3 separate regions of the Homo sapiens genome follow, and regions 1 and 2 are each linked to region 3. The links are chromatin contacts, found by Hi-C or POLR2A ChIA-PET in ENCODE. All regions are on one chromosome and are shown on one strand. Each heading gives the region's core, a stretch centred on a gene start or an enhancer-like site at or near the end of the contact. The rest is flanking DNA. Distances are from core to core; before and after follow the strand shown.

Region 1 (4,371 bases), core at 353-2,852, 330 kb after region 3:
GGCATTTGATAAACATCGATCACCACTTGCAGAGCCATCCCTTAGGTTAGGGAATCAGGGCAATTGTCTTCAGCCTGAATTTTGGAAGAAGAGGAGGAGTCCGGGGAGGGATTTGCAATAAAGCGGCATCTCCACCGTCAAAAGTGTGCTCAATAAGATAGAGGCCCCCTACCAGAACGAGTCGATGAACCTGCTACTTCTCCACTTGCACATGCACCTCACGCTGGCCATGGCTGCTGTGCAAAGGACTGATCTTCATAAAAAGGTGTGGGGATTAGGGAAGGAGAGCAAGCGGGGAGAGGGAGAGCCCCAGGAGAGTGGGGAGGGGCCTGCCACACCTGGGGTGAGTTGCCAGTCACCTCATCAGGACCAGCTCTGGGAGCTGAACTGAAAAGGCACAAAACTGCCAATCGATAGAAAGCTATTGATAGAACATTTTCATGGCTGTATTTGAAATGCAGTCGATGTCACCCCCCAAAAACAATAATATTTACTTCCATGTCACTGGCAAGTGTGTTACTCCTCATCTCACATTTTAATCTCCAGCACAGTGAGAGAAGCCGAAGTACAAACCCTGCATAAGATGACTGTGAGTACAAAGACATTTGTGATTAGGGCCAGCGGGTGGCTGAATGGAAAAACAAATGGGGCTTCACCTGTGACTCAGACCAACAGCAACCTCGTTTTTTAATATCAGCAAAGCAAATCATTATTTCTAAAAATGTCATGCACACATTTTAAATTCTTAAATGTTATGATGCCACGAATGCTGATCTTTGGTTAAATCTGATTTGAGCCTAACACACTTAAGGGAAACAGAATCTCTTAAGAGCAGAGAATAAGGAGAAAAACAATGAAATTGACCTCAAAGGATTGGACTGGGACTTTTATTATTTAGGTTCCTAGATTTAAACATTTTTTATAGTAATGTTTACTCATTCAAAAACATCTACTGAATCGAATTCTGTGAACTGGTTGTCAAAAATGAAAATCTCCTGGTCTGGTGGAGATTTCTTTAAGACATTCCACCATATAACTTATCACACGCAGCACTTCCCAAATCTTCAGTCATTTGAATAGCATTTCTCAGACTTTTGCCATATCTGCACATCAATTATACTTTTATCTGCTGGATATTTCTCCTTAAGTCACTTCATTTTCTCCAATGTTATTGTAAAAGAAGCATTTATGCAACCACTAAGAATGGGAAAGACACATCACTTGCCATAAGTGGAAAAGAATTATACATGTAAATATTTAAAAAACAGGTATGTCTATCTATATTCCACATAAAAATATCCTACATACCACCAGTGGTATGTAGGCCACAGTTTGGAAAATATGGCAATATAATCTAAATAATATAAATACATCAAAATTTTCAGGATGTACTCCCCACATACAAGAAAGGTTTAAAATCAGAGAACAGACTGAGGCCATTTTAGAGATGGAATGTGTAGTCAGAATAAACACAATTGTGCCACTGTCACAAATAATCCCCAGATATCATTGGCTTGACATCACAAAAATGGATTTCTCAATTACATAAAGTCCATTGTGGGCCACATGATTCTCCAAGGAGACTGTTGCCATGGTGACTCAGAGTTGAGGCCAATGGCGGCTCCACCATCCTGTGGCTATGATTCCTGAACTTGTGGTCTCCTCAGTTGATGAGGTGAAGAAAGAAAGCCTGGAGAATTATGCACGAGCTTCTCACTGTCTCAGCCCACAAGTAACACACCTCTTTCCCTCACAGCCCACACTGGCTGGAACCAATCACATAGCCCTGCCTAACTGCAAGGGAGGCCAGAAAGTGCAACACTTTCTCATGGTCACGGGTGAGCACGAAACATCTCTCCAAATATGGGTTGGGAAGATTAAGAGACTAGTCCAGAAGAAAACAGTCTCCAGGGAGAAATATATCTGGGAATAGGAATCGAGAAAGCAACCAAGAGAGCAGAACTGAGTGGATGAGAGGAACTGTCAGACCACATCTGCAGCTCTGATTAGTCAAATCCGAAATGTGCCTGTTGATCTACTATTCCGTGGAAATACTGGAATCACCAGCTCAATAATAAGAGGAAAGTAAATAATACCATACTTGCGTGGATAATTCCCCTCTGCTCATACCTTCATTCAGGTCAACATAGATCTATCATACTCCTACAGTGTATAAGGGACGTGCTAAGCTTGAAGTACATTCATTCTAAAAATCAAAATACAAAGGCATGGGAAGACTAAGAAAATTTCATAAACCTTCATTAAATTATCAGAAATACCTGGGATTCTCAGCTCCATTTATAAAGAAACCAGAGTTACAGTTCTTCCATTACTGATTGCTTTCTGGATTGAATATTTGAACTCTGCTTTAGTGATTCCTCTTGCTTATATGTGGGAGGAAGACCCCCTACCCTGAGCCAGCAGCTGGAGCACAGCCTGAACACACAGGTTCTCCCTCCTTAAGTGTTGGGCTCTAGATTCAAGGTTTGAGTACCATAGCCTTGATCAGCAGAGAGAACTAACTACCTAGTTTCTACAGCTTTGCTTACTGCCTCTAAAGATAGACATTAACACCTTATTTTTGAATATTAATTTAGAGTTTACAAGGGCCCTATAACCTTAATTCATCTCATCTCTGTAACAGTCCTGTGAAGTAAGAATTATGGTACCCATTTCATGGAGGAGAAAACTCAGGGAACTCAGGGGACAATCCTTTGGTGGTATCTCTAGTTGGTGGCAAAACCAGGTCTGGGATTCTGTTCCCTTAACTCTTGAGTGTCACTACTCAGTGGTTTTGTTTTCCAAGGAAGAAGGCCTGGATATTATGGATTTTTTTAAAAAAATCAAGGTAAAGGAAAATATGTAACAACAGAAAATAAGTGTTTATAATATCATGGTGAATTTAGAAAGGGTAAAATTGCGTATGTGATTATAATTATGTGAAAAGATGCATAGCGACTATACCAAAATTCTCTCCAGGGCATGACAGAGTCGTGGGAATCGCTGGAACGTTTCTAGAGGTAAAGTTTGACGCTCAATGCTTCAATTGCTTCTGTTTTTAAAACCCCTTCTCTTCTCTCCCAAATCTCAGAGCATACTTTAAACCTCGATACATCTAAGGATTACACAGACAGGTCAAAAGTTTCACAGAGCAAACAACACAGAGGGAAGTTCATTCCTCAACTCAGTACCCCAGTGTAGGGAAGGTTCTAGCTGATGCAGACTGGCATTTCAAAATCAAAGATAGGGGGCGGTGGCTCACGCCTGTAATCCCAGCACTTTGAGAGGCAGAGGTAGGTGGATCACCTGAGGTCAGGAGATCGAGACCAGCCTGACCAATATGGTGAAACCCTGTCTCTATTAAAAATACAAAAATTCACCAGGCGCGGCGGCGTGTGCCTGTAGTTCCAGCTACGCAGGAGGCTCAGACAGAAGAATCACTTGAATCCAGGAGGTGGAGGTTGCAGTGAGCTGAGATCATGCCACTGCACTCCAGCCTGGATGACAGAGCAAGACTCTGTCTCAAAATAAGTAAATAAGTAAATAAATAAATAAATAAAAGTCAATAAATAATAAAAATCAAAGACCAAAGCCTGTATGGAGAAAACTATAGGAGAAAGTGTCTCTTCTCTCTAAATGAGAGAACGAGAGAGGGAGGGAACCATGAATTTTGCTGCGTATCTAAATTTTTGGGGGTTTTCAAAAGCCAAACACACTTAAACCACATCTGCAGCTTTCACAATGACTCCAGAATACTTGGGGCGCTAAAGTCACTTTGGTACTTCGAGGTAGTGAATTAAAGAAGTGAAAGTGTTACAGTGACAAGAGAGGCCACTGCTCTGGGAAAGACACAGAAAGGAGCGCGACGTGTAGATGATGAGGAACACGGAACTGAGTGTGTGGCTGCTAATGGCTTTAGATAAATCATCTACAGAGACGCTTCAAAAGGAAATTCTGAACCAAATGGAATGGGTCAAACTTAATCGGATCCTGATCCAAACATTCATTGATGAGACAATGGGGGAAATTTGAATGCTGACTGACTAGCTAATGTTATTAATGTTAAATTTTTTTTAGTATGATAATGGCATTGTGGGGTTTTTTTTTTTGAAAAGTCCTTATTCTTTAGTATTACATGCTGAAATATTTGTGGGAAAAATAATATGATGTCTGGAATTCATTTAAAAATATTCTGAGGTTAGGGAAGGCAAGCAGATAGGCATGAGGAAGAAACAATTTTGACTATGAGTTAGTAAGAGGGACAGGGACCATGTGCATGAGGGATCATTAGACTATTCTACCTACTTTTGGTTTATATTTAAGTTTTACTAAAAAATGGCTGGACACAGTGGCTCACATCTGTAATCCAAG
Region 2 (3,965 bases), core at 193-2,692, 430 kb before region 3:
TCCAAGATGATATAAAGACAGTTCCAGGATGATATTAAGAGGTGGTCAGGTAAGAACTAGAGAATTCAAGTCACAATTATCACTTGAGAGTTTATTTATGAGCCACGAGATTCAGCAGTGGGTTCACAGTGCCAGAGTTCCTGGAAAGAGCATTTGAGAGAGCCAGGCAGCTGATAGGTTTAAGCAGTGCCTACTCTGTTCCATGCAGTACAGCAGTGAAAGAGCCGGTTCCCAGGCCAGGCAAGGCAAGTGCTATAGATGGAGAGTTGAGGGACCTGCCATATCATTGCCTCAGGAATCGGGTTCAACTACGGAGGCAGGTCAGAGCATGCCAAAAAGGGGAAAGGAGAAGTCAGAGGCTGAGGAAACAGGTGGGAGTGAGTGCTGCAGAGGCAAGACAGGCACAAACAACCTGTTATTAAAATGCTCTACAGAGTTGCAAAGGAGCGGGTGGCAGATGGGAGGAGGGAACTCAGAAACAATGTCAGAAGGTACAAAGGAGAAAGGGCGATCCAGAAATAAGACAAGAACAAAGCTGGGCTCTCTTATTCCAGGACAGTGGTCAACAAGCCATTCCTGAGTTTGCAAGTCAGGACCACTTATGTGCCATTTCACATTAAACTTCACTTTCCATGAAATTTTTCTCTGCCAGAGAATGTCCAGTAGTAAATCTGTCTATCTATAAAAGTATAAATAAATTAAACATGGCAAAGTTGGTTTTAAATAAGGAATGTTAGACTACCGTAACTTTCTGGAGGTTGTCAATGAACTATAGTACTGGAACTACGGATGTTCCTACTTGATCATCAGGATATAATTTGGTCTGTATTCACTTTTAGAGATCTCTGAACTTCAAAGTTCGTTCAATTTATTTTCACTGATGCCTTCAAAATTCTTAAAAGTTAAGTTGTGTCAATATTTCAACTCTCACTTGAAAAATGAGGTTATTGAGGTTTCAGGACACAAAGTAAAACACCAAATTCGTGCTGTGAGTGGATTTAAACCTCAGGGCCAGCTCCCAGCTATTGAGCCGTTCCTTCAGCCATAGCATGCATCTTGCAAAGCAGCTCCCTGGCTTTCGAGAGCATTGCCTGAACCAACATGAAGCCTAGAGATGTCAAAGTTATGTTTATGAAAGTAAATGATACTATGCAATACCTCCTGTCTTCCTCAGTCATAGCCAAACAGCAAATGAAGCCAAGAGGAAATACATGTTCCTCAATAGCAGTAAGGTTCCAGGTATCAGGTGGCGGCAGCAGCTGCTGAAAGCCTGTTCCACTTCACCCCTCCCCTAGAACCCCAAACTCGGGCACAAACCCACGCCTCAAACTCTTGAGGCTGCCCGGATTATGAGTCTTTCGGCGACAGATGACAGAGTGACGCAACACTACCACTCCCGGGGGCGCTAAAATCATAGCCTTGACGGAACAGGAAGGTGGTTACTCTTCACAGAAGCTACTAATCTGCTGCCCCCACCCTGCCTCACCACCCCCACCCCCCCCAAACACACACCGGAAAGAGGGAGGAGGAAAAGGAAATGAAAGCAAGTGACTCTAGGGTCTGGATTTCATATGCAAGAATAGCCAGCAACAGGTGCAGCATTCCGGTGAAATTAAGACACTCAAAGCACCATTTGCCTCCACAGCATAAAGAGCCCAGGCACAGAAACCCAACATTAGGCAATGATGTCAGAAGTGCAAATCATCATCATTCTCTAGCCAGCAGCAATTTTGTAGGGAAAAAAATAAAAGGGCATTTGTCTGTTGATACATAATTTCTTTTAATTTAGGAGTCCTCTCTTAAAATAGTTTGAAAATAATCTTAGCATCGATCATCAATGTACTTTTTTAATACCTAGTGACTATCACAGTGCCTAGCACATAGTAGGTGGGTGGATAAATATTTACTGAACGAATGAATAAAATGAGATATTTACTGAACGAATGAATAAAATGAGAGGTAAACAAAAAATTTTCTTCACAAATAAAGATAACCAAAATCTACACTAGTATATAAGTGTATCTTTTTCCCCATTTCTCCAAGAACAGAACAAAAGGTTGGAATCAGTAGCCAAGGACACTGGCTTCATCATGTTGTTGATGAACACATCAGGAGATGCAAACCGTCCACCCCTGGCTGAAACTGAGAAGCCCGATCTGCCACCCCTTGGGTGATCTATGCAGGGAATTCTCATCTGCAGAAGATCCAATGGGAAAAACAATCACAATCATTTAAGCAATCCACCTTTAGATTTTCCTTTCTTTCAATGTGCCATTTCACATAACATTTTTTTTACCTGGCATTATAAGAGAATTTACAAGATAAGTGTTGCTGTATGATCTTCTTCAACATGACAGAAATCATCAACTCATAATATGTTATGGAAAATGTCTTATACTGTGTGTGACATGCTATATGAAAAATCTGAATGTGAATAAGACGGTATAGAAATGAAGCTATTTTATGGGCTCTAAAAACTGACAGAATCAGTAGAGAACAAAGAGCAATAAAAATGAGCCCATCAATGGGAGAAGGTCTGTTATGGGAAGACTGTATTGAATTAAAAGGTTAATATCAGGCTGAGCTCAGTGGCTCATACCTGTAATCCCAGCACTTTGGGAGGCCGAGGTGGGTGGATCACCTGAGGTCAGGAGTTCGAGACAGGCCTGGCCAACATGACAAAACCCCATCTCTACTAAAAATACAAATACGAAAATTAGCCACGTGTGGTGGTGGGAGCCTGTAATCCCAGCTACTTGGGAGACTAAGGCAGGAGAATTGGCTGGAATCCGGGAAGTGGAGGTTGCAGTGAGCCAAGATCGCACCACTGCACTCCAGCCTGAGTGACAGAATGAGACTCCATCTCAAATAAATAAATAAATAAATAAATAAATAAATAAATAAATAAATAAAAGGTTAATATCAGCATGAGAACATTACTGATTACGTAAGTTGAAAGGTTTCAGTAAGTTAAAAATAATGATATTAATTATAAGAATAAAGTGTTCAAAGCACAGATAAGAGTAAATCACCAAAATTATCAGGTTTTAGAGAACTGAGAATATACATAAAAAATAGTGTCATAAATAACTTTACAAAATTACTATTAAAAACGGTTTGACTTAATGATACTCTTTGTTCAATTTTTTTAATCTATGAATTTTTCTTGTGTTTGTAACTTAAGTATTCTGAGTAGGAGTTCTCTCTTCCCTATATATTCAATTTAAAGAATCCTTAGATTTTTTCAAGTTAACTTCCAAAGATCCAAAATACTCCCACTTTGTTTTACTTTGAGGTAATACCCAAAGGTCTTGACTAGGGTTCTTAATGGAGATCCTAAGTGGCTAGTTAAGAATTACCTCAAATTTCAAAGAATAAACAGGAATAGCAAGTCTATTACAAATGCTTTTGTTCTTTTAAGTGACTCCGCCTTTTCATTCATTCATTCACTCATTCATTCATTCACAAGGATCTATCATCCCTACAGAACAGGCACCGTACAAGGCACTATGGACACAATCGTGAACAAGACAACCTTGGTCCCTGCCCATATGGAGAGCACAGTCTTGGGGACCTATCAACACTAAAGTAAACAAACAAGTGAACAAAAGCAATGAGCAATGGTGACAAGTGTGGATGGTGGAGACAACAGCACAAAATCTACTTCAGGTGGGTGTCAGGACAGGCTTCTCTAAGCAGGTGCAATTTCATCCAATGCCCAATCCCAGAAGGAGGAGAAGGAGATAGCCAAGAGCTGGGGGCCGGTATTCCAGGTGGAGGAAAGACCCTGTAAACAGAGGTTGTTCCCAGAGCTGAAAGCTGACCAGTGTGGCTGGATGGGGCAATGATGGACAGTGAGCAAGGAGGTGCATTATACATTTGAAAATGGCATCTCACCATATGATTCACTGAATATTTGCCTTTCCAAACACTTTCTCCTCAGCCTGGAATTCTTCCCTTCCACA
Region 3 (4,068 bases), core at 1,560-4,059:
GGTCAAATGATTTTTGACAAGGGTGCAAGACCATTGGTTGAATGGGGAAACTGGACATCTACATTCAAAAGAATGAAGCTGGACTCTTACCTAACACCATATATTAAAAATTAACTCAAAATGGATCAAAGAACTAAAACGTAAGATCTAAAGCTAGCCTTAGCTTAGACAAAAACATAGGAGTAAACCTCTCTGACCCTGGATTAGGCAAGGATTAATCCAATTTCTTGGATTCCTTGGTCACCAGAGGCAACCAAAGAAAAACAGACAAATTGGACTTCACTAAAATTTTAAAAATTTATGAATCAAGAGAATATCAGCATAGTGAGAACTCATCTCTACGAAAAATTTAAAAATTATCTGGGCATGTTGGCACATGCGTATAGTCCTGGGTACTTGGGAGGCTGAGGTGGGAGGATCACTTGAGCCTGGCAGGTTGAAGCTGCAGTGAGCTATGATTGTGCCACTGCACTCCAGCCTGGGCAACAGAGACCCTGTCTCAAACAAACAAAAAACACACACAAAAAAGAATATCAACAGAGGAAAAAGGCAACCCATGGAATAGGAAAGAAAAGAATATTTATAAACCATATGGCTGATAAGGGATTAATATCCAGAATACATAGAGAATTCCTAAAAGTCAACAACAAAAACAACCAATCACACTGGTGATTAAGTTAGCAAAAACCAAAACAACAAAAACAATTCAAAAATGGGCAAAGGACTTGAGCAGACATTTTTTCAAAGAATATATACAAATGACCAATAAGCACTTGAAAAGAGGCTTAACCTCATAAGTCATTAGAGATATGCAAATTAAAACTAAAATGAGATACCACCTCATCCCCATTAGGATGGCTCCTATGGTTCTGCCTTGTTGCTACTTTGAAGAAATTACAGTCAGCCTCTGTTCCCATGGGTTCCACATCTGCAGATTTAACAACTACAGATGGAGAACATTTAAAAATAAATAAATAGATAAATAAAACCCAAGTGTACCAATAATAAAAAATAATACAACAATTTTAATATAGCATAACAACTACTTACATAGCATTTACATTGCCTTAGGTATTATAAGTAATCTGGAGATGATTTAGTGTATACAGGAGGATGTGCCTAGGTTATATACAAATTCTACGCCATTTTATATCAGGGACTTCAACATCTCAGGTTTTGGTACCCACTAGGGCCCTGGGACCAATCCCCTGTGGATACCGAGGGATGACTGTACAGAAATTCTTGACTTATGTTAGTTTGACATAAGATTTTTCAACTTTACATGGGTTAATTGGGATGTTAAATGCATTTTTGACTTATAATATTTCTATTTACAATGGGCTTATCAGGACATAGCCCCATCATAAATTGAGGAGGATCTGTATTTATTTCTAGAAAAGAAACTTTCCCCTTATTTTCAACACAAACATATGACACGTGGTCTTCTCCTATTTTCAATCTCTTCAATTTTACTAGACCGGAGAACAATGGTTTAGACTCCCATTGCAGTAATCGAATTTGACTTGTACATTGTGAAAGTTGTGTAATCCTGATAAATTAAGAAATATTCCCTTTTGGCAAATAAGCTTTAACCTCTAACCCAAATATCTTTGCATCCAAAAGCAACAGTGAATGTCTTAGAGCTTTTGCAGACTACCAGTGAATCCCAAACCCAACAGTGATCTCCTCTGACCCCCATCATTTGAGAGATGAAATGCGTGCTTTGACTCACCTGACTTGGTTGGGACTTCATTCGTGGCCACCAGGACCCTGTTCTGCAGCAAAGCTCCCACAGCACTGGTAACAGTTGGTTCTTTTTTTGGACCCATCTGAGCCCTACCCTACAGAGAGAGAAAGAAAGAGACAAAGAGAACACCTTCTGTATGTAACCTCAGGTGCCACATAGGAGGTACAGCTGTTCCCACTTAACCAGCAGCAGAATGGTATCATCTGCAGGGACTCCCTGAATCCAGGGGAAGGGGACAGACACACACCCTGCACTTCAGTTAGCCTGGTTCTTGTCCTCCCAGCTGGTGCTCAAAGCAATATCTGGGTTTTGAAGCTTCCCTTCCATAATTAAGCCCTTGGGGTTGGTGGTGGTATATTTATCCTATAAAATTAGTTGTATGGAGACATAAGAAATCACTTAATGTCAATAAAGGATATATTTAAAGAACATTTTATTTTTTTCATTACACTTGAAGACTATTTTGTTTTTTTTAACATGAACAAAGAAAAACAGATTGGCAGGCAGCAAATGTTTGAAGCATGAAATTCCAACATCCCTACACCATCCCCCTCCCTGCAGAGCAGCAGCAGCAGAATAGTTACATTAAAACGAAATAAGGACCAAAAGGTTTCTCACATGCTCCTTTTATCTTGCCACTGATCCCACCTCCAGTTCCACGGAACTGCAGGATAAAGATAACCTGTTACACCAAGTGAGAATTCTCACTTGGGCAAGAATGGCTGAGAGACTATAGGAGGCAGCTCATCCCCATTCACACAAATAAAGCTATTTTTAGAGGCCTATATTGGTCTCTTTTGGTTAAGAGTATGACACATTTTAAAAGTTGATTATGTTTAAAATAGAAACATATTTCGGCTGTGTTAACAGCCCTTCAAAACTGAAACAACCCCTCCTTTCTTGTTCCATTTTTGAATAAGCTTCACTATTAGACAAGGCCCCAAAGTGGTGAAGCTGGCACAAAGGAAACAAATACGGCTGTTCAGATATACTCTACAGTGAGTGAAGGAATTCACAAAGCAAGCAATTTTTCTTCTGTGTTCGCAATCACCACTCAGCTCTGGAAAACAAGGAGAGGAGTGGGGCCAAGTCACTGGTTACACTGACAGCCAGCTGGCCTTCTTCAGGAATAAAAACACTTCCGTTTGCTGCTTTCCTGTGCTCTCTTTGGCCCCACTAAAGCAGACTAACTCTGGAGACCAGTAAGAAGAACCATCTGCAGAAATGTAACTCACCCTTTACTGCTTTACAGACTGTAGGTAGACTTATACATACAAACTTTTCCATAATTAGGCTGTGTTCAAGCCCAAAGTAGTCATATTCCTCCAAAAGTGTCATGCCAATCGTATCAACTGGAAAAGGCTACTGGAGAAGGGGAGGGTGGGGTAATGTAGAGAGAGGAAAGGAGGAGCCCCTGTGTGCAAGACACTGAACCGGGCCCTTCACTTATCTATAAGTCCCCCAACAACTCAGCAAGGTACACATGATTAACCCCATTTTACAGATTAAAGTGAATCCCAAAGAATTTAAGTAACTCGGCCAAGTTTACCTAAATTATAGAATTAAAATTCAAACCCTGGCCGGGCACGGGGTCTCATGCCTGTAATCCCAGCACTTTGGGAGACCAAGGCAGGCAGATCACCTGAGGTCAGGAGTTCGAGACCAGCCTGGCCAACATGGTGAAACCTCGTCTCTACTAAAAATACAAAAGGTAGCCAGGCATGGTGGTGGGAGCCTGTAATCCAAGCTACTTGGAAGGCTGGGTCACAAGAATCGCTTGAACCCGGGAGGCGGAGGTTGCAGTGAGCCGAGATCACACCACTGCACTCCAGCCTGGGCAACAGAGTGAGACTCTGTCTCAAAAAAAAAAAAAAAAAAAAAAAAAAAGGAAGAAAGAAAGAAAGAAAGAAATTCAAACCCTGACTACTGACTGTAGAATCCTGGCTTTTTCTACATTGCACTTCTTTTCATGCTATCTCAGATGTCAAGACTGAATCTAGGCCGCGTGTGGTGGCTCATGCCTGTCATCCCAGCACTTTGGGAGGCTGAGGCAAGCGGATCACTTGAGGTCAGGGGTTTGTGACCAGCCTGGCCAACATGGTGAAACTCCATCTCTTCTGAACATACAAAAATTAGTCAGGCATGGTGGTGGGTGATTGTAATCCCAGCTACTTGGGAGGCTGAGGCCGGAGAATCGCTTGAACCCAGGAGGCGGAGGTTGCAGTGAGCCGAGATTGTGCCACTGCACTCAAGCCTGGGCAACAGAGTGAGACTCCATCTCAAAAACAAAAACAAAACAATCTATAAAACTGTATTTATTG

The links. A loop is a pair of places that touch in the nucleus more often than their neighbours do. ChIA-PET counts read pairs that join two places held with the same protein, here RNA polymerase II (POLR2A). Pooled maps may share reads with other maps.
Region 1: a loop to region 3 is called in a pooled map, with 8 times the contacts of the local background. The contact joins the promoter of PHACTR2-AS1 here to the enhancer-like site in region 3. A Hi-C loop is called at or near these places in 8 of 37 single-sample maps with no recorded cell type and 5 of 50 pooled maps. POLR2A ChIA-PET finds 5 or more read pairs at or near these places in 1 of 52 experiments (Panc1).
Region 2: a loop to region 3 is called in a pooled map, with 4 times the contacts of the local background. The contact joins two enhancer-like sites. A Hi-C loop is called at or near these places in 1 of 37 single-sample maps with no recorded cell type and 3 of 50 pooled maps. POLR2A ChIA-PET finds 5 or more read pairs at or near these places in 1 of 52 experiments (HEK293).

What each region holds. Positions count from the first base shown.
Region 1 is chr6:143,566,570-143,570,940 of GRCh38, reverse strand. It overlaps PHACTR2-AS1 (PHACTR2 antisense RNA 1), which reads left to right and starts at 1,602. Exons shown (of 3, transcript NR_027113.2): 1 at 1,602-2,081. It also overlaps a transcript of PHACTR2 not described here.
Region 2 is chr6:144,331,853-144,335,817 of GRCh38, reverse strand. The region is part of intron 2 of UTRN (utrophin); the gene reads right to left. Among named protein-coding and RNA genes, the nearest start is that of UTRN, 48 kb to the right of the region's middle. RefSeq lists an enhancer at 3,887-3,965. Within about 2 kb of position 1,442, at least 15 of the 41 ENCODE cell types and tissues checked have a DNase peak (open chromatin) inside an H3K27ac peak, as active enhancers do.
Region 3 is chr6:143,900,817-143,904,884 of GRCh38, reverse strand. It overlaps ZC2HC1B (zinc finger C2HC-type containing 1B), which reads right to left. Exons shown (of 8, transcript NM_001013623.3): 6 at 1,733-1,841. Among named protein-coding and RNA genes, the nearest start is that of ZC2HC1B, 38 kb to the right of the region's middle. RefSeq lists an enhancer at 2,732-2,951. Within about 2 kb of position 2,809, at least 10 of the 41 ENCODE cell types and tissues checked have a DNase peak (open chromatin) inside an H3K27ac peak, as active enhancers do.